Linked DNA regions of Homo sapiens: regions 1, 2 and 3 are each linked to region 4. The links are chromatin contacts, found by Hi-C or POLR2A ChIA-PET in ENCODE. All regions are on one chromosome and are shown on one strand. Each heading gives the region's core, a stretch centred on a gene start or an enhancer-like site at or near the end of the contact. The rest is flanking DNA. Distances are from core to core; before and after follow the strand shown. Region 1 holds the start of DUSP14 (dual specificity phosphatase 14). Region 2 holds the start of ACACA (acetyl-CoA carboxylase alpha). Region 3 overlaps DUSP14 (dual specificity phosphatase 14). Region 4 holds the start of DDX52 (DExD-box helicase 52).

Region 1 (6,498 bases), core at 3,196-5,695, 150 kb after region 4:
GGCAAAGGAAAATTTGGAGAAAAATACATTTAAAAGATTTAAAGGCTGGGTGCGGTGGCTCACGCCTGTAATCCCAGCATTTTGGGAGGCCGAGGCGGGCGGATCACGAGGTCAGGAGATTAAGACCATTCTGACTAACATGGTGAAACCCCGTCTCTACTAAAAATACAAAAAATTAGCCGGGCATGGTGACGGGCACCTGTGGTCCCAGCTACTAGGGAGGCTGAGGCAGGAGAATGGCATGAACCTGGGAGGCGGAGCTTGCAGTGAGCCGAGATCGCGCCACTGCACTCCAGCCTGGGCGACAGAGTGAGACTCTGTCTCAAAAAAAAAAAAAAAAAGTTTAAAAGAGTCATTGATTCCTGTAGCACAGAGTCTGTGGTTACTTTGGAATTGCCAAGAAGTATGAGTTAGGGTCTGTGCACAGTGCCTCTTAAGGAGTCTCATCCTCAGAGGGTACTTTAACAAGGATAGGCCTGGGTTCCTGCACACTACACTGTCCTACACATTTAGGGCTGGGCACAATGGAAGCATTCACCAGAGGCAGGATTCATTCAAGAGCCTTAAAAAACATCTAGGTACTAGCCACTTATTTTTAGTACTTCATTTTGCATATTTAAAATTTCCTGTAACTACTCATCTGTTCCAAAAAAAAAAAAAAAAGATTGATGAAAGGATTCCATTAGATATTTGTCAACCAAACACAGTGGGAAAACCATTTCTGGTATTTGGGTGGTTAGTCCAAACCATATAACTAAATAAAAATACGCTAGCACATGACAGGCCAGGGATCGGACTACCCAGGGACCTTTATTCATTCATTCAGAAAATATTCAAGCATAATTGTGGTTAAACAGCAAATACAGTGACTTACAAACTCAAGGCTGACACCACTGAAGGAATGTAAATTGGTACAACCACTTTGGAAACCAGGTATCAACTAGTAAAGCTGAAGGTATGCACACCTGACTCAGGGCTGTTCATAATTGCCCCAGACCAGAAACAACCCAGATGTCCATCAACAGTGGAAAGGTAATTTGTGGTATGTTCATAAGACAAAAATGTACTAACTGGGCTGGGTGTGGTGGCTCACACCTGTAATCCCAGCACTTTGGGAGGCCCAGGCAGGAGGATCCCTTGAGCCCAGGAGTTCAAGACCAGCCTGGGCAATATAGTGAGACCTTGTCTCTAAAAAAATTAAAACACAAAAACTACAGGCATAGGCAACGATATGGATAAATCTTTTAAAATAGCATGCTGCAGAAATTTAAAAAATTATATATGTGCGTGTGTATATACATACATACACACACACATACATACACATACACACACACACACACGATGCCGGCCAGAAGGAAGGATTCACAAGAGTATCTACTTTTAGTTTGCACTGAGGTTAAAAACAAGCAAAATAAAACTATGTCAATTAGGGATTTATATTTAGGGGATAAAAACTATAGAAAAGAAGGAAATGATTTCCATAAAAGTCAGGGTAGTTTCTGGCTAGGACCTCTGGGGGAGGGAGAGAGTGTGGAGTCAGATTCTTGACCTGCAAGACAGTTACACTTATGTTTTCGTTAAAATAATCCATCAAATTATCCATTTGTTTTAGACACTTTTTTACATAATTCACAATTCAATAAATCTAATGTTGATTTCTGGGAATTCAGAACCATGACAACAATTCTGGCCAACTCTCTCTGAATGTCACTATTTGCCTGTCAGCTTCATAAGGTCAGAGACCGACCTTACTTGCCTTCTTCCTCTGTATTCAGGCACAGCACCTTTAGCATGGTAAAAGTCCTCGGTAAATGTATAATATATAAATCCACAGAATCCTGACATGAATTTTGTTTTAACCCATCCATTTCCTGAAATTACCGGTTTGAAGGGTGCCCACATTAACACTTTCCTTTGTCTTCACCCAGGTGAAGTGAAGCTTTCATAAATAATAAAGCCATCTTAAATGTTAGCTCTGTAAGTTTATACCCAGGCCTTGGTTGCTTTAGCAACTCTCCCTGTCTTCCACTCCCTTTGACGTTTCTTTATAAGCAAAGACAAGACAATAGGCTAGTAGTCCTAGATTTTTTTTTTAAATAGGAAAGTTTTATTCAGCACCTAAGAGTAAAACCTAGGATCGTAATGATTCTACTACTTTGAAGTTGTTTAAAAGGGGTAATTTGCCCCTTGCCCTGGGAAGTAACACCGTCTATCAGGATTATTAAAACTTTACCAACAGTTGTACTTAAACACATTACTTGTTCTTGACAGAAGCCAAATCTTTATAAACAGGACAAGTCAACTTTAAAATAATTAATTTCGGTTAAAAAACCACTTTGTGCAAACGGACATTTATAAAAATGCTTAGAAAAGTCTAAAAAGATATACACAAACCGATCAAGATGCACTCGGCAGTTACTTTTGAGGAAGAGGTTCAAAAGAAAGCTTTAACCTTATTAGTAAAGTTTAAATCTCACAGAGAATGGTTAATGTATTTCTTGTGATTTTGGGAAAAGCATTTTTAATCCATTTTGCCTTAAAATCCCAATTGCAAAGGAACCCATCAAACATAGCCCTCCCTAAAGCCCACTTTTTAAAAATGTTAAAGTATTAAAGGATTTCCTGGACTTACATACTTGGCTAGTCTTTTATGATATGAATATACATTTATGCCATTCTATTAATTATTATTACAGAATTCATACCTGCAGTCAACCGATATGAAAGCTTTCAGATGAGAACTCAGGACACACACGTTCAACAGTGACATTAAAACGACTTGGAATGAAGGAAACTGTCTCCAGTTTTATGGTGGAAAGCCAAAAATACCAAGCAACTACCTCTCCTCCCCCAAGCGTCAGAAGATGAGTCAGAGCTGGAGGCAGGAATAGGGCCCATGTGTCAAGCCTCCTGTGCAGGGCTCCTTCCTACCTCCTCGTGGCAACCCTCGTCCCTCCCTCAGGTCAGGGTCTCTGCCCCGGCCTGTCCCTGATGTGAAGTGTCCCTGATGTGAATTCTCAGGCGTCTCTGGCGAAGAAGAGGCGTTCACTGTGGGGGTGCCTCCTTCCCTGCATTTCTCAAGGGAACCAAGACTGGGGGCCTTTATGAGTCCACAACAACTAACAATAACCAAATCGCAGCTCAAGGGAGTGGAGCTTCCAGACACACGCACAACTCTGCAAAGAATACAGCACCTTTGTTCCCCTGGTTTTAGAGAGCAGGAAGGAAATGAGCGGAGAGAAACTGTGACTTGTCCAGTGTTACTTAACTTTGTGGCAGAGCTGAGTCTCAGGCATGGAGCTGCCGGCTGGCCTCGGCCTCTCTGACTCTTAAGTGATCTGTAGAATGTCAGGGAGGACGGTCCAACATTCCATCATACTTCTGAGTGGCCTTAGGGACTAGGAATTCCAGGAGACTCTGGGTTAAATCTCTTGGTCCCTATTCTTTTAAGGTTACTAAGGATACCCGGAGTTTGCTCTTCGCCTCCGTTTTTACATCTGTAAAACGGGATGGTAACGCTCTCCACCCCCCTCTCTTATAAAACGATAATGAACAGCTAACGAGTTAACACACACTAAATGTCCGGAGGTCCTGCTGGATAGAAAGTACAAGGTGGTTTTAAAAAAAAAAAATCTCTGCATGGTAAAACTGCATTTGTAAGTCGCTCCTCCTTCCCTAGCCTCTGGGATGCCCAGTTACCATAACACTGGCTGGTACCACTGGCAACATCCACCTAAATAAAATACAGTTATACAATCCACTTAAGGCGGCCACAGCACGCACCCCCTCTTTACAAACAACAACTCAACTTCGCTCCGGAGCAAGGGTACTTAGGAGAAATAAAAAGACAGATGTTAGCACCGCGCACACCCATCTACCACCGCAGAGAAAGACTCAAGTTGGACACTTGGCATCGCTGAAAGTCAAGTTGCTTCTATCCATGCACCAGAAACCTCGGGGAGATGCAAAAAGCGGCGGCGCGCTCCAGAGCGGGTGGATGCCAGCGAGAGTAGGCGGCCTCAGCGGGGTCGGAAGGCGACGGAGGAGGCGCGGCCGAGGCTGCTGGAGCCCCGGGGCACAGGGACAGGGTCGCGGGGGCGGCGCGGCGCGGCGGGGGAGCGGCAGGGGGCGCACGCTCAGGGCCGGCGAGGGTGCGCTGCGGAAGGTCTCGGGCCTCTCCTCCGCGGGCCGCCCCGAAGAGTCAAGGACCGCCAGGGAGCAGGTGGGGGCGCCGGCACAAAGTTTCCAGAGGCGGGGTCGCGCGGGCCTCTGGGTCCCCCTGCGCCCAGGGACCCGAAGCGCGAAGTCCCGCCCTCCCGCCCCACCCCAACACCTTCCCCACAACCCCCACCCCCGGGCCTGCGGGTCCCCTACCGGCGCGGCGCGGCGCGGAGCGGGTTGCGGTTAGGGCTCCGTCCTCCTGCGCGGCCACCGGCTTCTGCGGGCTGGGCGCCGCGCGCGCCGCCTCCTCCTCCCTCCGCCCGCGCCCGGGGCGGGCCGCGCGCACGCTCCCTGCGCCTGGCCGCCCTCTCCCGAGGTGGGGGGACGCGACGCGGGGCGGGGGGACGCGCGGGGCGGCAGGCGGCGCGCGTGCGCGCTGGGCTTCTGCGCCGTGCGGTGTGGTCCGGGCGCGCCCTAGCTCCCGAGGCAGCAGCCTCCCCTAGAGCGCTCCTCCGTGCAGGTCCCCTGGTCTCTTACCCTGCCTCACACACCGGCGACCCCTCGCTTCCCCAGTCAGCGTCTGCGTATGAGCCGGGCTCGAGGCGGGCTGCGGGGGCGCTCTGCTGGGGTGCTTTCGGGATTGGAGAGGATTAAAGGCGAGAAAGCAAATCCGATACAGGTGTGAAGCCGCCGCGGGTGGCTCGGGACGGCCTCGACCCCACCCCACCGCCTCCCTAGCCCGGAGAGCCCGGGGGTTGGGACCCAAGAGCGAAGGGAAAATCAGTAGCGCGGCAGTTCCTGGCTGACGCTTGCTGGAACAGGTACGGGCAGCCGTGGCGCCCGAGACCCGGAGGTGAACATGCAACCTCCGTGCGCATCTCCACCTGCTCTCGCCACGCCAAGGTGCCGTCCGAGTCTCGGAGCCCACACCCACCTCCCGAGTCCCCGAGGCAGGGCAGGGGTTCTCCGGAGCGCAGGCGGGACACGGGCATTTGAGGGCTCATTTGCTGTGTGACTCTGAGGGTCTTTTAAAATTCAGGTCTGCCCATCTGTAACATAAGTCGGTGCGAAACGGACGTTTTCCAGCACAGCCCCGCCTCCCCTCCGCCTCTGGCAGGTGAAGGGAGACACGTGGGAGGCAAAGCGACTTCCTCAAGGCTCTGCCGTGAGTCAAGGCACCTAAGAGTCCTGACTCCATGCCCAGTCCTTGACTCACCAGCCCCTGCTCCTCGCCGTTGCAAATGGTTGGCCTCAGAATTGCTGAGCAGTCAAAACGAGTAGGCATGGGTTTGCGGGGAGGGGTGGAGGGGAGAAGTAAAACCCGCGTTTGGGGTTTACATCTCCCGATGTCCTCAACCAAAAGCTTTGAAGCTTTTTCATGTTCTTCCCGATCTCCACTGCCCAACCGGCTTCAGAGTCATCCGGTGCGTGCTGGACTATCTAAAAGTTAGTGATAATTTTAATCATAATCCTGGGAAACGAAAAAGGCCCAGACTAGAGAGATTTATTTTCGTCTTCGTAAAAAGAGAATCAAAGCTTTAAAATTAGGCAAAATTAATCTAAGAGAAAACAAAGCAGCATACTTTGCTAGATTCAGGAAACCACTGAGTTCAAATCGTGCCTGGGAAAAGCATCTTCCTAAAACTAAATTGTGACGTCAGTTCACTTAGTGACTTACTTGTTTACATGCCAATACGAAAAGAGCAAATCTCTAACAGAAAGGATTGTGTGTTTTCATTTCTGCTCAGCACCCCCTAGTCCTTGAAGCTTCAGTCAATTCAATGACTCAGCAACACAAATAGATGCATCCCTCTTCACATTCCAGCTTGTTACACTGTAGGCAGGTTTCCAAAACAAGCTCTAGTGACAAGGAGCTAGGCATTTTCATGGATTATGGGAACTAAACCTACCATGAAGAGTCAGTGAAGAGGGAGGTGGGCTAAAATAGAGTTTGTGTTGTGTGCGATGTGCGTGTCAAGATTTAGAGATTTAGAGATTAAGTAGAAAGAAGTGCTGGAGTCAGACCATTTAATGACTGTACAGACATGCCCTGGGGTAGGGAGGCGGTTTATGCCTTTACAGAATGTGGAAGTGCGGGCTTATACATGCCTGTACCAAAAATGCAATTTGAAGTTATTCTCTTCTGGACCAGCACTGTCCAGTAGAACTTTGTGTGATGATGGACATGTTCTGTATCTCCACTCTCCAGTACAGTAGCCACTAGCCTCATGTTGCTACTGAACACGAAATATGGCTAGTGTAACTAAGGAAGTGAATTTAAAATTTTATTTTAGTAAATTTAGATAGCCACATGTGGCTAGTGGCTACCTTACT
Region 2 (6,375 bases), core at 3,066-5,565, 240 kb after region 4:
TTCCACCTCTGAAAACCTGTTTCTTCCTCTGTAGTGGGTATAACAGTGCCTACCTTCCAAAGTTGTGAGAATTAAATGTTATAATCAAATATCATAATCCATATAAGTAATGTAGCATGGTACCTGGTCCTCTATAAATGCTACATATTTTTCTTTTTTATGAGGAAGGATCTGGGTCTATGGGGCACTGAGGGTGGCAGGGGCAAATGCTACATATTTCTAATAAACAACTGTTGGCTTTCTCTACTCAGCATCATTTCTCTCCTTAGCTGCCATCTTTATTTGGGAAACTGACCCTCCCACATTTCATGTGATACTGGTGGGGCTGCCAATCACAATACCCCATTCCCCACCCCTGACAAAAGCTAAAGCAACCAGGTCTCTTCTTCCAGAAATCTGGATCTTGAGTAAGACATGAAAGGACAGAAGGCAGTTGGAGCTTAGTTATTCACTAGAATTCATTCAAAGAATTCAGTCCATGTGCTCTGGCTGTTGAAATCCCTAGCCCCAGGTGGCTCAACTGTTTAACTCTTCTCTCATTTCTCTCTCTTTAATAAACTTTAATAAACTCAACTTTAATCATAAGACTGAACGAGTTTCTGTAACTGGAAACCAAAAAATCCTATCTATTACAACATACATTTGTTCCTCACTCTTTCAACAAGTACGTAACAGGGCCAGGCACAGTGGCTCATGCCTGTAATCCCAGCACTCTGGGAGGCTGACGTGGGAGGATTACTGGGACCCAGGAGTTCAAGACCAGCCTGGGCAACATAGGGAGACCCCATCTCTTAAAAAAAAAAAAAAAAAGTTAGCCGGGTACAGTGGCCCATGCTTATGGTTCCAGCTACTCAGGAGGATGAGGTGGAACGCTTGGGCCTAGGAGGTCGAGGATGCAGTGAGCCACCACTGCACTCCAGCTTGGAGGACAGACTAAGTCTCTTTTTCTTTTTTTTTTGGAGACACAGTCTGGCTCTGTTGCCCAGGCTGGAGTACTCATTGCAACCTCTGCCTCCCAGGTTCAAGGGATTCTCATTCTCCATTTGGTTCTCATTTTTGATTCTTGTGTCTTGTGCCTCAGCCTCCTGAGAAGCTGGGATTACAAGCATGTGCCACCACCATACCTGGCTAATTGTTTTGTATTTTTAGGAGAGACAGGGTTTCACCATGTTGGCCAGGCTGGTCTCGAACTCTTGGCCTCAAGTGATCCGCCCACCTCGGCCTCCAAAAGTGCTGGAGTGCTGGGATTACAAGTGTGAGCCACCATGCCTGGCCCAAAGTATCTTCTTTGAAGCAGAAATAAAATAATATTTTACACTAAGTCAAAAAATAATCCTTCTTCTGTACACTCACAGCTTTTTGTTTTTGTTTTTGTTTTTTTTTGAGACTAAGTCTCGCTCTCGTTGCCTAGGCTGGAATGCAATGGCACGATCTCAGCTCACTGCAACTTCCGCCTCCCGGGTTCAAGCGAGTCTCCTGCCTCAGCCTCCCAATTAGCTGGGATTACAGGCGCGGGCCACCAGGCCTGGCTAATTTTTGTATTTTTAGTAGAGACGGGGTTTCACCATGTTGGCCAGGCTGGTCTCGAACTCCTGACCTCAGGCGATCTGCCCACCTCAGCCTCCCCAAGTGCTGGGATTACAGGCATGAGCCACCGCACCCGGCCCACTCACAGCTTTTTATCTGGCATTTTTCACATTCTACTTTGTGAGTATTACTTCTGAATGTCTATTTTCCCCCACTTCTAAATTAAGTGAAAGCAGGCTGGGTGTGGTAGCTCATGTCTGTAACTCCAGCACTTTGGGAGACTGAGGCAGATGAATCTCCAGAGGTCAGGAGTTTCAGACCAGCCTGGGCAACATAGTGAGAACCCCGTCTCTACCAAAAATACAAAAAAATTTGCTTGGCGTGGTGGCGGGCGCCTATAATCCCAGCTACTCGGGAGGCTGAGGCATGAGAGTTGCTTGAACCAGGCAGGTGGAGGTTGCAGTGAGCCGAGATTGTGCCACTGCACTCCAGCCTGGGCGACAGTGCAAGATCCTGTCTCAAAAATAAATAATAAATAAGTGAAAGCAGAGACTATATCGGATACCTATCTGTATGCTTTTAAAATGCCAAGCATACAGGAGGAATACAATAAACACATAGTAGTGGACTAATAAATGTTAATTCTACAAAAGGTTAATTTATCTTTAGCTTTTCTGAAGTGATTTTTTTCACCCTGGTAATTTTTAGCTTGGAGAATAATTCATCACTAAGTGTGGGCAACATTTCTGCTAACGCTGCCATCAAAGAACTTTCCCTTTTTGGGGTGGGGTAGGTCTCCCTTTGCTGTCCTCTCAGGAAAAGTTGAGCTCTGAAGAAAAATGAGTCTAGCAAGGGTGTATTACGAACGCAGCAATCAAATAACTGCCAAATTTACTGAACTTTTTCAATTTGCTAGGTACCCGTGGGTACCAAGGTGTGGGGATTCTTTGAATCCTCACTCCCACACTTTTGGGGCAAGCTGCTTTTTCAAAAGCAAGCAAGCTCTGAAAGAGTATGTTACTTGCGCAGTGTCTTACAAGGGATAGCTGTGTCATTTCAAATACAGATGTCAAGGCTGGACGCAGTGGCTCACGCCTGTAATCCCAGCACTTTAGCAGGCCGAGGCAGGCAGATCACCTGAAGTCGGCAGTTCGAGATCAGCCTGACCAACATGTAGAAACCCTGTCTCTACTAAAAATACAAAATTAGCTGGGCGTGGTGGCGTATGCCTGTAATCCAGCTACTTGGGAGGCTGAGGCAAGAGAACTGCTTGAACCCGGGAGGTGGAGGTTGCGGTGGGCTGAGAACGCGCTGTTGCACTCTGGCCTGAGCAACAAGTGTGAAACTCCCTCTCAAAAAACAAAAACAAAAACAGACGTCCAGTAAAGGATGCACAGTCAATAGGGACTGATCAACACTCGAAAAAGCACAGTAGGAGGCCGGGTGCGGTGGCTCACGCCTGTAATCTCAGCACTTTGGGAGTCCCAGGTGGGCAGATAACCTGAGGTCAGGAGTTCGAGATCAACCTGGCCAACACAGCGAAACCCCATCTCTACTAAAAATACAAAAAATAGCCAGGTGTGGTGGCGGGCGCCTGTAATCCCAGGTACTCGGGAGGCTGAGGCAGGAGAATCGCTTGAACCTGGGAGGCAGAAGTTGCAGTGTGTTGAGATGGCGCCATTGCACTCCAGCCTGGGCGAAAGAAACGCCATCTCAAAAAATAAAAAAATAGTAGGGCCGGGCGTGGTGGCTCACGCCTGTAATCCCAGCACTTTGGGAGGCCGAGGCGGAAGGATCACTTGAGGTCAGGAGTTCGAGACCAGCCTGGCCAACATGGTGAAACCCCACCTCTGCTGAAAATACAAATATTAGCTGGGCGTGGTGGCCCACGCCTCAGGCACGAGAATCGCTTGAGCCTGGGAGGCGGAGATTGCAGTGAGCCGCGATCGTGCCACTGCACTGCAGTACAGCCTAGGAGAAAAAAAAAAAAAGGCAAAAAAGCACAATATTGCAGTCTGCAGAATCTTCTTTCTCCCCCTTTCACAAGAGACCACATTCTGACACCAACTTCCGTGGAAACACTGGCGCTAGCTCCAAACTAACAATCGCCAAATTCGAATCAGTTACCGGGAGAAGGAAGTGAGGCACTTCGCCGGGCAGGAGTCCACGTTGGGAGGAGGAAAGGCGCAGGCTCCCGAGTTGTGGAGCCAACGTTCAAATCCTTACGGGGTGGGACCGGCCTGGGCCAGTCATTTTACCTGCGCCTCAGCTCTAACAGGGTACTGAAATACCTACTTTGGGGGGCCTGCTAGGAAATTCAAATGGGCAACGCTGGTCAGGGGCATCTGGCACAGTGGCCATTCTTGGTAGAGCTACGCGCTCCAGGGCTGAGCGGGAAATGGCGAGGCCGGGGCACTGGGGCACCGCCCAGACGCGGGGCGGGCCCCCGGGGTCAGGCCCGGCCCCACACCGCCCTCCCCCACAGAGCGGCGAGGCCCGCCGCTGCCCGCCCGCCGGCCCGCCAGCCTGCCGCGTCAAGCCCGCCGCCGGGGCCCGCAGCCCGCGACTCCTCCCCCGCCGCACCTCGTGGCCCCCGCTTCTCCCTAGTCCCGCTAGAGGGGCTCGCGCTCCGCCACCCGCCCGCCCGCCCGCCCAGCGCTGCCTGGCGCCTCACCTCGCCGAGACCCCCTAATCCGCGCCAAAGAGCCGCCGGTCGCGCGCGCCTCCGGGCTTTGCGTGCGCGCCCCCGGGCGGCGCAGTGGCGAGCGCGCCGCGTGCCGCGCGCCCGCCGCCTCCGCCCCTCGGCCGTGGAGGCCCCCGCCGGGTGCTGAGCGCCCGCCACCGCCCTCTTGGCCTTTTCCCGGTCCCCGCCGCGCGCCTGCTGCTGTCCCCGTGCCCGAGGACTGGGAGGATGGGGCTGAGCCGCTTGCCTGACTTTTGATCCGACCAGTAATCACTTTGCCCGTGTGGCGCGTGGCCCGTTGCCTGAGGCTTCCTGGCGCGTGGGGCTGTTTGGTCCCCTCCGGAGTGCGGTGAGGCGGGCCGAGCCGGGACTGCCTGGGTTTGGGGATAACGTTCCCATCTCCACCCCTGTTGCAGCAAGGGAAATTGAGGCTGAGGGAACTGGGCCCAGGGACGGCGAGCCGTGGCGCCTCTCCAGTCCGGGCCCCGAAGGGCTGCTCGTGGATGAACCAGACTGATTTTAAGGGGTGAAGAGGGTGCGTTTCAATCAGATGCTCCTGGAACGTCGAAATTGTCTTCTTTGGAAAGAACCATCCCCTCTTTGGGCTTCAGAGGCCCAAATTGAGGCGCAATGATGAGAGGATGTGGTGGTCTACTCTGATGTCAATCTTGAGGGCTAGGTATGTCCCAAGATCTCTTATTACTGCTGTTAATGATGATTCTAATAGCTACCATTTGTCGAGTACTTATTGCATGCCAGACATTGCACAAAGCAGGTTACACATACGGTCTCATTTAAAACTTGTGAGGTAGGCACCTGTTGTTATCCCTATTTTCCAGGTGAAGAAATCTAGGCACTGACATAAATAACTTGGGATCACACTGCTAGGAAGTACTGGGGAAGGGAATTCAAACCATGGTTTATCTGAACTATATAACTGTTACATCTATTTAGAAGTCTGCCTTTGATAAATTTGCCCAACCTTTTTTTAGAATTCACTTACACTTTATGCCTGTGTGAACCCTTTCATTCTTTTTTGGTATATGCATAATACAAGTTCATTCCAAAAAAAAAAAAAAAAAAAAGCCCTGCCGGGCGCGGTGGCTCACGCCTGTAATTCCAGCACTTTGGCAGGCCGAGGCGGGCGGATCACAGGGTCTGGAGTTCTAGACCAGCCTGACCAACATGGTGAAATCCCGTCTCTACTAAAAATACAAAAAATTACGCGGGTGTGGTGGCAGGCACCTGTAATCCCAGCTACTCCGGAGGCTGAGGCAGTAGAATCGCTTGAACCCTGGGGGCAGAGGTTACAATGAGCCAAGATCTTGCCATTCCACTCCAGCCTGGGCAACGAGAGCGAAACTCTGTCTCAAAAAGAAAAGAAAAGGAAAGAAAAACCACCTCCCACCAGGTTAAATAAATAATTAACATTTTGGTATGTACCCTTCCAGACATTTTCCTATGCATCACATCAATAAATATATGATAGGATATTTTACATTTGATGTATCCTGAAGATTAATTCAACAAATGTTTAGTGAGTAGGCTTGTTGTAGGTGCTGGGAATTCAGCAGTGAACAAAACAAAGTCTCTGCCTCATGGAGCTCATATTATAGTAGGGAAGACTGTCAATAAGCAATATACACATTACTAAATGATAGATAATGCCCAGTAATGTGGCAAGTTTTATGGAAAAATAAATCAGGATAAAAGGATAAGAGTGATATGGGGATTCTCTTAGTTAGGGTAGATAAGGAAGGCCTCTTAGCTAAGGAGGCACATAAATATCTGATCATTTAATGAGAGAAGGAGCAACATGGATTTCTAGAGGGAAACTATCCTAGAAGAGAAGCAGCAAGTGCAGTGACCCTGAAATGGGGATTTGTTTGGCATGGAGAAAGGGCAAGACCAGTGTGGCTGGAGCACAGCAAATGAGAGAAATTAGATGGAAATCAAGGCAGATCATGTATCATCTGGTAAGGTTTGGATTTTATTGGGAAGTGACAGAATATGACGAAGGGTTGAGAGCAAAGGAGTAGCTTTGCTGTAAAAGGATCACTGTGGGCTGGGAGCGGTGGCTCACACCTGTAATCCCATCACTTTGGGAGGCCGAGGCAGGCGGATCACTTGAGGTTAGAAGTTCGAGACCAGCCTGGTCAACATGG
Region 3 (6,626 bases), core at 3,820-6,319, 140 kb after region 4:
GGGTGGCTGGGCATGGTGGCTCATACATGTAATCCCAGCACTTTGGGAGGCTGAGGTGGGAGGATTGCTTAAGCCCAGGAGTTCAAGACCAGAAGACCAGCCTGGGCAACACAGTGAGACCCCATCTCTACAAAAAAACTTTTTATTTTTTATTTTTTATTTTTTTTTAATTAGCTGGGTGTGGTAGTGCATGCCTGTAGTCCCAGCTACTCAGGAGACTGAGGTGGGCAGATCACTTGAGCCTGGGAGGTCGAGGCTGCAGTGAGCTGTGATTGCACCACCACCACACTGCAACCTGGGCAACAGGGAGACCCAGCTTCTAAAAAAAAAAAAAAAAAAGGAAAGGCCAGGTGAGGTAGCTCATGCCTGTAATCCCAGTACTTTGGGAGGCTGAGGCGGGTGGATCACCTGAGGTCAGGAGTTCGAGACCAGCCTGGCCAACATTGGGAAACCCTGTCTCTACTAAAAATACAAAAATTAGCTGAGCATGGTGGCGAGCACCTGTAATCCCAGCTACTCGGGAGGCTGAGGCAAGAGACACGCTTGAACCTGGGAGGCGGAGGTTGCAACTAGCTGAGATCGTGCCACTATACTCCAGCCTGGGTGACAGACTCTGTCTCAAAACAAAAACAAAAACCCAAACCAAAAACTATTTCCTATCATTTCGTGACAATGTAAACACAGTAGCATTTCCATGGAAATAATCCCAGGCAATTTGAAGGCCATGGTCTTCAAAGTTCATTCCTGTAAGTTAAATGAGCATTTTACCTGACCTGACCTTGGGTGTGGCTAAATAACTTCACCTTAATTCTGAGCTCCACGATGAAGCCCACTGGCTTTTAACGTCTGAACGTCACTATCCTCTCATTATTCCAGTGTTTGCTATTAAATGTCAATATATACATTTACATATATATTGATATATATTATATATATATTGACATTTAATAAGAGCAGAAAAGGAAGTTCTCAGTTTCCTGAGATCTTAGATACATCCGTTCCTCTCACCAAAAAAAAAAATCACAATGCTTTATCACCTGTGCCCAGTGGCAAGTGCGCCTGCCCACACACACCCAGGGGATCGTCGGGAAGCCTGCAGTGATTTCAGTCAGACAAGAGCCTCCCCGGGTTCAACAGGCAGGCAGTGGTGGGGTACTCACTTCCTCAAGAGTCCAGTGTGCGCTGCCTGGGTCCGGATCCAGAAAGTCCTAAGTGAGCAGTGCTGGTGACAGTGGATACAAATCAAATCTGCGGGAAGACAAGGAGGCAAGGACACAGCCAATCAGGAAGTTCCAAAGAATTCCTCACCGACTTTCACTACGACCTCAGGTTTGACTGAAATAGAGCCAGGAAGCGGAAGGTGCACTGAACATTCGCAGGTGTGCATTTAAAGGCTGCACCAGTAAGAAACACCGGCCTAAATCTCAGCTTTTTGTTACTGACACATAACCCGCGGCGTGACAAATAAGAGTTTTGACAATAACACAGACAAATCTCATCCTCTTGAGAGGAGGAGACTCAGAGACCACAACCTATCCGCGAAATGTCCGGCACTGCTGCCTCCTCGGTGGGCTATGAGGACACAACACGGACTCGAGTCTCTTCCATGCACCGTTAGCCAGCCCTGCAGTGGGAAGGCCTGGGCGGCACCGCGGTGGGAGGACGGACAGGCCAGGTGCAGCAAGGGTGAGCCAAGCAGCCCTGTGCCTGAACACAAGGTGGAGGACAGTGTGCACCAGGAAGCTAAGGACAGGCATGGCCGGGACATGGCACGGAGGACGGCTTCATGAGGAGCAGGACCGCAGATGTGGCTGCAGCCAGGAACGCTAATTACAGGCGGTGCTGGTGTTCAGGATGGCAATTTGACATTTTCCTTCATTTTGTTTTCTTTTCCATGTTGGCCCTATTTTATTCATTTATGTTATGTAAGTACCATGAACATCATAAAAAATGTGTTCTTCTACCACCTGTTCCCCCACCTTTCCCAGGTAACTGTCAGACCTGTCGTGTTTTTTTTACAGCTCTGTTGAGGTGTTCTTGACATATAAACTGCTATACAACTTGATCAGGTACATTACCTGATGAGTTCTGACATATGTACACAATGGAGACACCAGTACATCATAATAATAAACACATCCATCATCCCCCTCAAAATTTCCTCATTTTTTTTAATAATCCAACCCTTTCTTGCTCTTTACCCCATTCCCAGGCAACCACTGATCTTTCTTATCACTATGGTTTGCACTCTAGACTTTTCTATCAATGGACTTTTATATATTTATAGCATATAAATATATATAGGCCAAGCGTGGTGGATCACGCCTGTAATCCCAACACTTTGGGAGGCCGAGGCGGGTGGATCACTTGAGGCCAGGAGTTCGAGACCAGCCTTGCCAATGTGGAGAAACCCAGGTCTCTACTAAAAATACCAAAATTATCCGGGCATGATGGCACACACCTGTAATCCCAGCTACTTGGGTGGCTGAGGCAGGAGAATCACTAGAACCCAGGAGGAGGTGGAGGTTGCAGTGGAGCCGAAATTGCACCACTGCACTCCAGCCTGGGCAACAGAGCAAGACTCTGTCTCAAAAACTAAACACACACACACACACACACACACACACTATATATATATATATATATATATATATATATATATATATATATATATATATATAGTGTGTATATAGTGTGTATATATAGTGTATATATACATATATAGTACACATATACATAGTACATATATATATAGAGTGTGTGTGTGTGTGTGTGTGTGTGTGTGTGTGTGTGTGTATATATATATATATATATATATATGGGTTTTTTTTTTTTTTGGTCTGGCTTCTTTCACTCTGCATAACTTAGACATTCACCCATGACGCTGGGTTATCAACAGCTCACTTCTTAAGTACTCTGCTGTGTAGATACACCACACTCTGTTTATCCATTCACCTACTGATGAACCTGGGTTGTCTCTAGTTTAAAGGTATTGTGAGTACAGCTGCTATGAGCATCCACGTACAGGTCTTTGTGCGTACATATGCCTTCCTCTCTCAGTTCAATACCCAGGAGTGAAGGGCTGGGTCCTATGACACGTATGTTTAACATTTTAAAATGGTTTTTGAAAAAAAAAGTTTATAAATATACATATATATTTATTTATACATACATATATATATATATATATTGAGATGGAGTCTGGCTCTGTCACCCAGGCTGGAGTGCAGTGGCGCAATCTCAGCTCACTGCAACCTCCACCTCCCAGGTTCAAGAGATTCTCCTGCCTCAGCCTCCTGAGTAGCTGGGATTACAGGCGTGCACCACCACACGTTGCTATTTTTTGTACTTTAAGTAGAGACGGAGTTTTGCCACATTGGCCAGGCTGGTCTCAAACTCCTGACCTCAAGTGATCCACCCACCTTGGCCTCCCAAGGTGCTGGGATTACAGGCATGAGCCACTGTGCCTGGCTCCATTTACAACTATTTCTATCATTATAATGCAGGGGCTCTCAAACCTGAGCATGCCTCAGAATCCCCCAGAGGGCTGTGCGCACAGACTGCTGGACCTTTCCCCAGCTTCTGATTCCGTCCCTCCAGAGTGGGGCTGGAAGAGTTGCCTTTCTGAGGTGAGGCTGCGGGTCGGGGGCACGTCTGAGAACTGCTGCAGAGGTGAGTGCTGTGGCTCTGTCTGCATTCCCCCTGGAAGACTGAGGCACCAGGTGTACTGGTGCTAACAGACCACAAGTCCCTCCTGGACACTGCCCTTCTCTGAAGGGAGCTGCCTCCTCACTCGAGGCTAGGCCTCGCTTTGGGAGCCCACATCCCATGACTGGTTAATGCTATGGGAGTACACAGAGCAGTCCACAGGTGAAATCACAGCATGAGGAGGAACAAGGACGCAGTCACATAAGGAAACTGCGTGTGTGTGCATTGGATGTAAACTATGAACAGGGCAGAAACTCTGAGAACATCCTTTCCTACAGCAGAGCAGGGTCTCCTGCCACTTCCAAGTCTTCCCTGGCAGAATCCTACTGGTTTAAAAAGCAAAGTCACTGTGGTAATAAACACAAAATTAGGCCTTCAAGCTGCTGGGGATGACGCTCCTCATTGTGGAAAATCTGGAAGATGCTAATCAAATTTCCAAGTAGGTTATCTAGTTGTTGTCTAATTCAGAGAGGCTTGGCCATAGACACGGTGGCTTACGCCTATAATCCCAGCACTTTGGGAGGCCGAGGCGGGCAGATCACCTGAGACCAGCCTGGGCAACATGGTGAAACCCCGTCTCTACTAAAAATACAAAAATTAGCCAGGTGCAGTGGTGCATGCCTATAATCCCAGCTAGTAGGGAGGCTGAGCCAAGAGAATCGCTTGAACCCGGGAGGAAGAGGCTGCAGTGAGCTGAGATCGCGCCATTGCACTCCAGCCTGGGTGGCAGAGCGATGCATCCTCCCAAATTACGCTGTCTGGGAAGCCACTTGCCTTCCTGAGGCAAAGGAGCCCAGGTTCCCTGTAGAAGCCGGGCTGATTCCGTTAACTCGCATTTGCTGAGTGGCGCTAGGGTACTTGGTGCTGCAGGGAAAACAGATTGTGAGCCCTCGGGGCAGAATCCAAGTGAGACAGACACATTGCTCCCTCCCTGCTGCTGCCAGTCCATCTCTTTGCCAACAAACCTGCTTAAAATGCCAAAGCTGGTCCAAAGTTTCAGGAAAACAACTTCCGCCAGAGGGCACGTAGAGGGCACAGATGCTATAGATGCTTCTCTGACAAACACTCCTGACCCCCTTGACAGATTGGAAAATACATGGTTCAGAAAGGGTGAGAGATTTCAACTTGAGAAGTGAAACTAGGAAAAGATGGAAGGTGTCCGGATTTCTAGCTCAAGTCCACACACTGCTTCTCTGCGGTGACTAAATCGTGGCTGTGTTCTCATCACCTGCCTCGCGGCGCTCCACACCACCAGCCAGCGTCTGCCACACACGCGGGGGGGTGTGGATCTGCCTAAGAAGGTGTTTCAGTGCTACTTACAGAAAGGCTAAGCCCAGATGGGCCGAGCTGCTCCAGTTTCCCCTAGTGCCAGAACAGGGAACTACTGCCACATCCTGGTACACCATTTGGTGCACAAAACATCCCCCTGGCTGCAGAGGGTGGACCTCAGCAAGGAGCAGCCCCAGAGTAGGCACTACAAGAAGCCCTAGAGTCAGCCAGTTCTCAGATCAGATCAGTAGAACTGGATGGTAAAAAATAAAAAACCCATGGGTATTATATCACAGGTGCATGAAAATCTACTCAGTAAATGTGTCCTGGGAGACAGGGAAAGGAGATAGGGTAGCAGAGTTTGACCCGTATTTGAGGGATCACAAATTGCATGGTGCTCTCTGAGTGAACATGCCATCCCACTGCAGGACAATGGTCTCTGGGACGATGATGACCAGGAAGAATGCTTAAGAATGACCACATCACTGTCTATGGTGTTCAACTTGGCCTTCCCAAGATGCTCTGGCAATGGCACGTGCTTCTTGGAGGAAAAAATATTTTCCTGGCTTGGGGGATGGGGGTAGGGTAGAGTGAAAGACAGAAAGGAAGAGCTGTCCTAAACCAACCCCAGGGTTTTTTGGGTTTTTTTGTTTTCTTTTTTGCAGGGGGACGGGGGCGGGGGGGAGATGGAGTCTCTCTCTGTCACCCAGACTAGAGTGCAATGGCGCTATCTCGGCTCACTGCAACCTCCGCCTCCTGGGTTCAAATGACCCTCCTGCCTCAGCCTCCCGAGTAGCTGGGATTACAGGTGCATGCCACCATGCCCAGCTAATTTTTTGTATTTTTTAGTAGAAACAGAGTTTTGCCATGTTGCTCAGACTGGTCTTGAACTCCTGACCTCAGGTGATCCACCTGCCTTAGCCTCCCAAAGTGCTGGGATTACAGGCTTGAACCACTGAGCCCAGTCTGGTTTGTTCTTAACATCTTCTCAGAGACGATGCTGGTCTTTTTGGATAATAAGCATCGAACACTAAGTACTGAACAAAATACAAGATTAGTGTCTTCCCAGCGGGCCTCTAATCTCAGTAATGCATACACTAATATTAATAACACCTGATTGCTCCCTGCTCCACAGAGCTCCTGGGATGCGGGCATCAGCCTTGTAGCCTTGTGGTCAGCACTGGCATCCATACCTGGAGCAGTGGTACCTGACACTCAGAATTGCTACATGGGGTCATGGCCTAATCAGAGACAGCATCCATCCTAATGCCACGGAGGTTACTTTTCTTTAAAAAAAAAAAAAAAAAAAAAAGATGACAACCACCAGAATCAGCAGTTAACTGAAATTCTATCTACGGCTTTTCTTTTCATGTTCAGTCAACAGCAGAAAATGGCCACAACAGTGCTTCAGATGACTGTGTAAAATGCTCTCACTAAAATACTTTCAGTTTTAGGAATTTCAGAGGGCCAGAGTATATACTGGAGAGGCCTACACTGTTACCTTTTTATATTCAAAAAGCTTTTGTAATCACATTTTCTCCTTCTAATAAAGTAAATGTCTGTCTAGTTCTTTTTGTTTTGAGACCGAGTCTCACTCTGTTGCCCAGGCTAGAGTACAGTGGCACAATCTTAGGTCACTATAGCCTTGA
Region 4 (6,513 bases), core at 3,030-5,529:
TGTTTGTTTGTTTTGAGGCAGGGTCTTGCTCTGTTGCCCAGGCTGGAGTCTAGTGGTGTGACCATGGCTCATTGCAACCTCGACCTCCCAGGCTCAATTGATCTTCCCAGCTCAGCCTCCCTAGTAGCTGGGACTACGGGTACACCACCACACTTGGCTAATTTTTTAAAAATTGTTTGGTAGAAATGGGGTCTCCCTATGTTGCCCAGGCTGGTCTTGAATTCCTGGCCTGAAGCAATCCTCCTGCCTTGGCCTCCCAAAGTGCTGGGATTATAGGTGTGAGCCACTGCACTTGGTCACTTGTTTCATAAGTTCTTCAGAAGATTCTATTGTGTGGTTAGGGTCAAGAACTATTGCTCTAGAAGGAAGAACTGAAAGATGGGAAAGAACTACTATTGCTTAAGAACCTACTATGTGTGAGATTTTGTTCCAAATGCTTTATACAATAACTACAGAATATATATATCTATATATCTATATATCTATCTATCTATATATATATATATAAGGATTTTATACATATCTAGTATTCTGACCCATCTCAACCATTTTGAGCCCTGTGTGGTGAAAAGTTATGCTACTCCTAACCTCAAGGTAGATATTATAATCCTATAATCACTATTTTACCAACAAGGAAACTGAGGCACAGACCAGTGAAATAACTCATTTAAGATTATCAAATTACTAAATGACACAATTGGACTCAAACATTAAGTATTTCTGATGCCCCAAACCTACACTCCTTCCACTACACACCACTGCCTATGAGCCTAGCTTAATCTTCAGAACGATTCCAAAGTAGCTATCATGATCCTCATTTTACAAACAAAGAAATTAGTCCCAGAAAGATTAATGTGACCAAATCACAAATCACAGCTAATAGGTGAAGAGGCTGGGAGAATTTAAACTCAGCCCTATTTAACTCCAAGTCCATGCTTATGAAGGTAAATAATATAGTACATATTCAACACTCAATATAATTCTTCTTTCCTCTGATCGGAAAGCAGCAAGTTGAGTTATTACTATAACACAGAGTATTATTCCTAGTGGCTTCCTCTTCCTTCTTCGGTCCTAGGTGGCTAAACTTCTATTGAACTATCAATCTCAGGTGCTTTTCTTGTTGGAGTGGGGAGGACAGAACTCTGCCATAACCTTCCATGATATTAACCTGGAAAAAGTTTAACCCTGGCCAAATCTAACACTATACACTTCACACCCTTATTTAAGTGGCTGAATCATGCTAATTTGTCTCCTTTTACATTAATTGCCCTGAACCTCAAATGGGCATTTATTGCCCAGAATTATTACCGCCTTTCTTCAGTAAGTTCATTTTCCCACTGTTAGAGAATATTATTTCACACCACTTCTCTTCTCAGCCCTCCAACACACCCTGACAAAATTTCATCCCACCCCCATCTCATAATTCTCCCTTCTCTGTTGCAGCAACAATTTATACCTTTCCACTGGGTCATCCCATATAATTTACAAACATCTCCTAGCACTCATATTTAAAAACATCAAAAACCAAAAGCAAAACCCTCCTTTGAATCCACATCTGGCTATAGCTACCACCCCACTTCTCTGCTATCCTGCTCAGCTAAATCTTTGGAAGAGTGGTTTCATCCATCTCCATTTCACCACCTTCACCAATCATCTCTATTCACCAATGTCCCTGAAACTGACATTATCAGGGGCTCTAGTGACCTCCACGTTGCCAAATGCAGTGATCTTTTCTGTCTTCAGCCTCTCAACAGCCTTTGAAATAGCTGATCACTACCTTCTTAAAACTTCTGTCTGGCTTTGGTGACACCAAATTCCTGGTCTTCCTACCTCACTGCTTGCTTTCTACTTCACTTGCTTCTTCTCAGACTCTTGTTTTACAGGTGTCTCCTCCTCCACCTCATCTCCAAGCATTAGAGTACCATAGGGTCAGTCCTGGGTCCCCTTCTCTTCTCCATTCACACATTTTCTCTAAGTGATCACATTCATGCTCATGCTTTTGGAGATGGGTTTGTTACCACTTACATAGGGATTAGGTTCTAAATCAGCTCATAAAGAAAAAAAAAATCTCATAAAGTTGAATTTTTTTTTAAATTCCCTAAGTCATCCACAAAGTATGGTAGTTGCCATTTCATACATATTAATTTTATATATGGCTATGGCCATATTTATGTGCCAAACTGAAGATCAACACACTAATATTGAGTTTTTCCTCTTATGTTGAAATAGATTAATTTTATTTATTTTTGAGACAAGGTCTCACTCTGTCACCCAGGTTGGAGTGCAGTGGTGCCGTTACAAGTCACTGCAGCTTCAACCTCCCAAGCTCAAGCAATCTTCCTGCCTCAGCCTCCCAAGTGGCTGGGACTATAGGTGTGTGCCACTACACCCAGCTAATGTTTTAATTTTTTGTAGAGATGGAGTTCCGCCATGTTGCCCCGGCTGGTTTCAAACTTCTGAGCTGAAGTAATCTGCCCACCTTGGCCTCCCAAAGTGCTAGGATTACAGGTATAAGCCACTGCGCCTGGCTGAAGATAAATTATTTTTATTGAACAACAGATGAAGTACTTGGGAAGTTCCTATTTTTAAAGAGTAGACACACTTGGGACAGGAAGACCACCCCCCGACCCACTGTAATAGGGAGTAAGGGGCTGAATTCATCTGAGAAACCGCAGATTCACCTCCCCCATCACATGCTCACCTCACACCTGCTTTCCTTGATTGTAAAGGACTCACCCATACAATTTCAAGTATGTTTCATTCTCTTTGGTCAAATACATATAACTGAATTTTTATAAGTTAAATGCTTATATGGTACAACTCCTTTGTATCATTTATATGTTGATGACTTCCAAATTAATTTCTCTAGCCCTAATTTTTGTTCCTGAGCTTCAGATTCAGAACCAACTACCTACTTGGATGTCTCCACTTAAAGTCAACTAGGTAGGCATCTTAACACGTCCAAAACATAACAATTGATTCCATCCTCCGTATCTCACTTGTACCAGAAAGCCCTTCTTCTCTCAGGCTTTCTTAGCTCAGTAAATGGCATGCCATCTACTCAGCCAAAAAACTAGGAGTGATCTTTGATTCCTCCCTTTCTCTCACCTCTGCATAAAATCCGTCAGGTACGTTTAGCTCTACCTCCAAAATACATGCCAGATCTAATCCATTTATCTCTCTCAGCACAGATACCAACCTAGACAAGCCATGATCATCATTCTACTTTGACTAACCTGTTTCCACTCTTAGCTTTTCTATGGTCCATTCTCCAAATAGCCAGTGTAATCCTTTATGAAACATCCACGCATTCATTCACCAAAGTGCACAGAAACTGGGGATACATAACGAAGCAAAGTATATCCCTGTGCTCAGGGACTTACATTCCAGAAGAGGGAGAGGCAATAAGCAGTAAATAATTTCGTACAGATGTAATAAATATAAAAAATTAAATGTGATAAACTAAATCATGTTCTTCTCTCCATAAAAATTTTCAAATAGTTTCCCAAGGTGGAAGTCCAAATTCCTTACTATGACCTTGTTACAAGATTCTGTGAGATCTGGCTTCTGTTTGTCCCTCCAACCTTATCTGTACTACTCTATCAGACTGCAACTTGGCTCTAGTCGCACCGGCATTCTTTCTATTCCCTCAAGGTTCCAATTTTTTTCCCTTCAGCCACGTGTTTCCCCTATCTGGAATGCTGTTCCCAGATCTTGGACAGGTTGCTTCCTCTTAGCTCAAGTTTTCACTTCAACAGAGTGAATTTCACTAAGTCAGCTCCCTCATCATTTTCTCTATCAATTACACCTTTTTGTTTTATAGCACTTATTACTTTACAGAGATTTTGCTTATTTATTTGTTAACAATATCTGTTGTCCCTACTAAAATGTAAGCTTCGTAAGAAGAGGAATCTTAAGATGTTGTTTACTATAGTATCCCTCAAAGTCTAGAACAGTGCCCAACATAAGAGGATACTGATAAATATTTTTTAAAAGAATTTACACACGCCTGTAGTCCCAGCAGTTTGGGAGACCGAGATGGGAGGATCACTTGAGCCCAGGAGTTCGAGGCTGCGATTGCGCCACTGCGCTCCAGCCTGGGCGACAGAGAGAGACCTTGTTTCAAAAAAAAAAAAAAAAGATAAATAATGACGGAGTACACGATAATAAAATAGCCTCGTTTCTCACCCAGCCAGGCTCCGCCTACAGGAGCCAATTATGCTCACGCCCTCTTCCGACGCTGCCCGGGGCCTGGGAAGTAGTCTGCGCAGGCGCCGTAGAACTGTGGCGCTTTCTGGGTAAAGATGGACGTCCACGATCTCTTTCGCCGGCTCGGCGCGGGGGCCAAATTCGACACGAGACGCTTCTCGGCAGACGCAGCTCGATTCCAGGTACTGTGCCCAAGGGACCGAGGGCCGAGTAACTGAGAAGGAGCAGGAGCCCGGGAATGAACCCGCTGCTGGGGGAGGCCGGCGCACTTGGACACCCGTGGCCTGGCTCTCGCCACCCTTGGGGTATTTTGCTTCCTTTTGTGTTCGGCTTGCCTGCACGGCTGCTCGGTTCAAGCCTTTTGAATAAGCTCTTTAACTATCCTGTTGTAGACCTAGTTGGGCCTGGCACGGAAACCCTCTTTCCTCCCTCTTATTCAAAGCAAAGTTGGAATCCTCCTTTCAAAAGGAACTTTTTCTCCGAACCTAGAGGAAAGGAATTTCGAAAACAGAAACAACCAAAGATGGAGAAAACAGATTCTCTTACTATAGTCTCCCCAAGTTTGGCTTGGCATGCGTATAGTTGTACTGGGCGTGATTCTTTTTATTGCTTCAACCCCATGGCTTAAGTAACCAATGAGAAGAGCGATTAAGAAATGGGGGCTCTTACCTAGAGAAGTAGTGAGTGATACATCGGGGGAGGTCAATTGGGGCCCAATTCTGGAAAATCTTGAATGTCTACTTTGTTGTTTGGATGTGTATATGCGTGTGACATGTGTTTCTTCTTTCTCTAACTGGTGAGTATGAACTCTGGAGCCAGATTATCTGGGTCTAAATGCTAAGTCTGCCAGTTACTCATTTTTAGACCTACCTCAAGTTACTTAATTTCCGAATGCCTTGGTTTTCTCATTCGTAATACTGCTATTTACCTTATAGAGTTGTAAATGTGAAGCAATTTAATATGTATAAACATGCTTAGAAATCTGCTTGACATTTAGTAAGCATATATGTGTTCATTGCTAATATTAATTTGTTACTATTATGAGGTCAGAGAAGGTCTCTTCAGATTCCATTTGTCCAGACACCTGTTAGCTCGACAGATACTTGGTGAAAGGGTAGAAAAGATGAGGAGTCATTGAACAGTCTTGCTTGAATGAAAGCAATGGTATTCTGTCAGTAGGTTTCATTTTACATTTTTTGGGTTTTAGATAGGAAAAAGGAAATATGACTTTGATTCTTCGGAGGTGCTTCAGGGACTGGACTTTTTTGGAAACAAGAAGTCTGTCCCAGGTGTGTGTGGAGCATCACAAACACATCAGAAGCCCCAAAATGGAGAGAAAAAAGAAGAGAGCCTAACTGAAAGGAAGAGGGAGCAGAGCAAGAAAAAAAGGAAGACGATGACTTCAGGTTAGTGTTTGATTTCTGTCATGTTTTTTCTCTTTAATTTTTTTCAGTTATAAAAATAATACAGGCTTATGGCTACAAGTCAGACAATAAGGTCATTTGTCAGCTGATGGCACTCAGGTTGTTTCCAGGTATTTGTCATTAGAAATATTGTTACAGCAAAGGTAATTTTAAGTAAAGATATTTATACATAAATCCTTTTGTACAGGTACTGTTATTTCTGCAGAATACCATCCGAAAAGTAGCATCATATGGTGAAAGGGTATGTACCCTTTCTCTGAAAAATACTACAAAGTGACTTCCCAAGTCCTTGTCAGTGCTGAATATTATTGGTGTTAATTTTTTTGCCAAGCTAATGAATGAAACTTTTTTTTTTTGAGACAGAGTCTCACTCTGTCTCCAGGCTGGAGTGCAGTGGCGCGATCTCGGCTCACTGCAACCTCTGCCTCCTGGGTTCAAGCAATTCTCCTGCCTCAGCCTCCTGAGTAGCTGGGACTACAGGTGCGTGTCACCACGCCTAGCTAATTTTTGTATTTTTAGTAGAGATGGGGTTTCACCATGTTGGCCACGATGGCCTGGATCACTTGACCTCGTGATCCGCCCGCTTTGGCCCCCCAAAGTGCCGGGATTACAGGCCTGAACCACCGCGCCCTGCCTGAAACAATTTTATATTTTACTGATAACTGGTGAGGTCGAGCATTTTTTTTTTTTTGAGATGAGTCTCGCTTTGTTGCCCAGTCTGTGGTGCAGTGGTGCAATCTCGGCTCACTGCAAGCTCCGCCTCCTGGGTTCACGTCATTCTCCTGCCTCAGCCTCCCAAGTACCTGGGACTACAGGTGCCTGCCACCACACCTGGCTAATTTTTTGTATTTTTAGTAGAGACCAGGTTTCATCGTGTTAG

The links. A loop is a pair of places that touch in the nucleus more often than their neighbours do. ChIA-PET counts read pairs that join two places held with the same protein, here RNA polymerase II (POLR2A). Pooled maps may share reads with other maps.
Region 1: a loop to region 4 is called in a map of heart right ventricle, with 12 times the contacts of the local background. The contact joins the promoter of DUSP14 here to the promoter of DDX52 in region 4. A Hi-C loop is called at or near these places in 2 of 168 maps with a recorded cell type or tissue (CD4-positive, alpha-beta T cell and heart right ventricle), 1 of 37 single-sample maps with no recorded cell type and 11 of 50 pooled maps. POLR2A ChIA-PET finds 5 or more read pairs at or near these places in 6 of 52 experiments (GM10248, GM12878, H1 and 3 more).
Region 2: a loop to region 4 is called in a map of endothelial cell of umbilical vein, with 5 times the contacts of the local background. The contact joins the promoter of ACACA here to the promoter of DDX52 in region 4. A Hi-C loop is called at or near these places in 1 of 168 maps with a recorded cell type or tissue (endothelial cell of umbilical vein) and 10 of 50 pooled maps. POLR2A ChIA-PET finds 5 or more read pairs at or near these places in 2 of 52 experiments (activated CD4-positive, alpha-beta memory T cell and activated naive CD4-positive, alpha-beta T cell).
Region 3: a pooled map shows a loop between it and region 4 (2.1-fold over the local background). The contact joins the enhancer-like site here to the promoter of DDX52 in region 4. A Hi-C loop is called at or near these places in 1 of 168 maps with a recorded cell type or tissue (CD4-positive, alpha-beta T cell) and 6 of 50 pooled maps. POLR2A ChIA-PET finds 5 or more read pairs at or near these places in 4 of 52 experiments (H1, HEK293, WTC11 and 1 more).

What each region holds. Positions count from the first base shown.
Region 1 is chr17:37,487,838-37,494,335 of GRCh38, reverse strand. DUSP14 (dual specificity phosphatase 14) reads right to left here and starts at 4,445. Exons shown (of 3, transcript NM_007026.4): 1 at 4,378-4,445. RefSeq lists an enhancer at 2,560-3,345.
Region 2 is chr17:37,404,776-37,411,150 of GRCh38, reverse strand. It overlaps ACACA (acetyl-CoA carboxylase alpha), which reads left to right and starts at 4,315. Exons shown (of 56, transcript NM_198834.3): 1 at 4,315-4,889. The coding sequence starts at 4,852. It overlaps TADA2A (transcriptional adaptor 2A), which reads right to left and starts at 4,265. Exons shown (of 16, transcript NM_001166105.3): 1 at 4,202-4,265. RefSeq lists an enhancer at 2,449-3,133.
Region 3 is chr17:37,505,299-37,511,924 of GRCh38, reverse strand. It overlaps DUSP14 (dual specificity phosphatase 14), which reads right to left. Exons shown (of 3, transcript NM_007026.4): 2 at 1,161-1,248. Among named protein-coding and RNA genes, the nearest start is that of DUSP14, 19 kb to the right of the region's middle. RefSeq lists enhancers at 3,912-4,412, 4,413-4,913. Within about 2 kb of position 5,069, at least 3 of the 41 ENCODE cell types and tissues checked have a DNase peak (open chromatin) inside an H3K27ac peak, as active enhancers do.
Region 4 is chr17:37,641,212-37,647,724 of GRCh38, reverse strand. It overlaps DDX52 (DExD-box helicase 52), which reads left to right and starts at 4,279. Exons shown (of 15, transcript NM_007010.5): 1 at 4,279-4,391; 2 at 5,417-5,615. The coding sequence starts at 4,305. LOC105371756 (a long non-coding RNA gene) reads right to left here and starts at 4,787. Exons shown (of 2, transcript NR_188617.1): 1 at 4,189-4,787. RefSeq lists an enhancer at 6,232-6,513.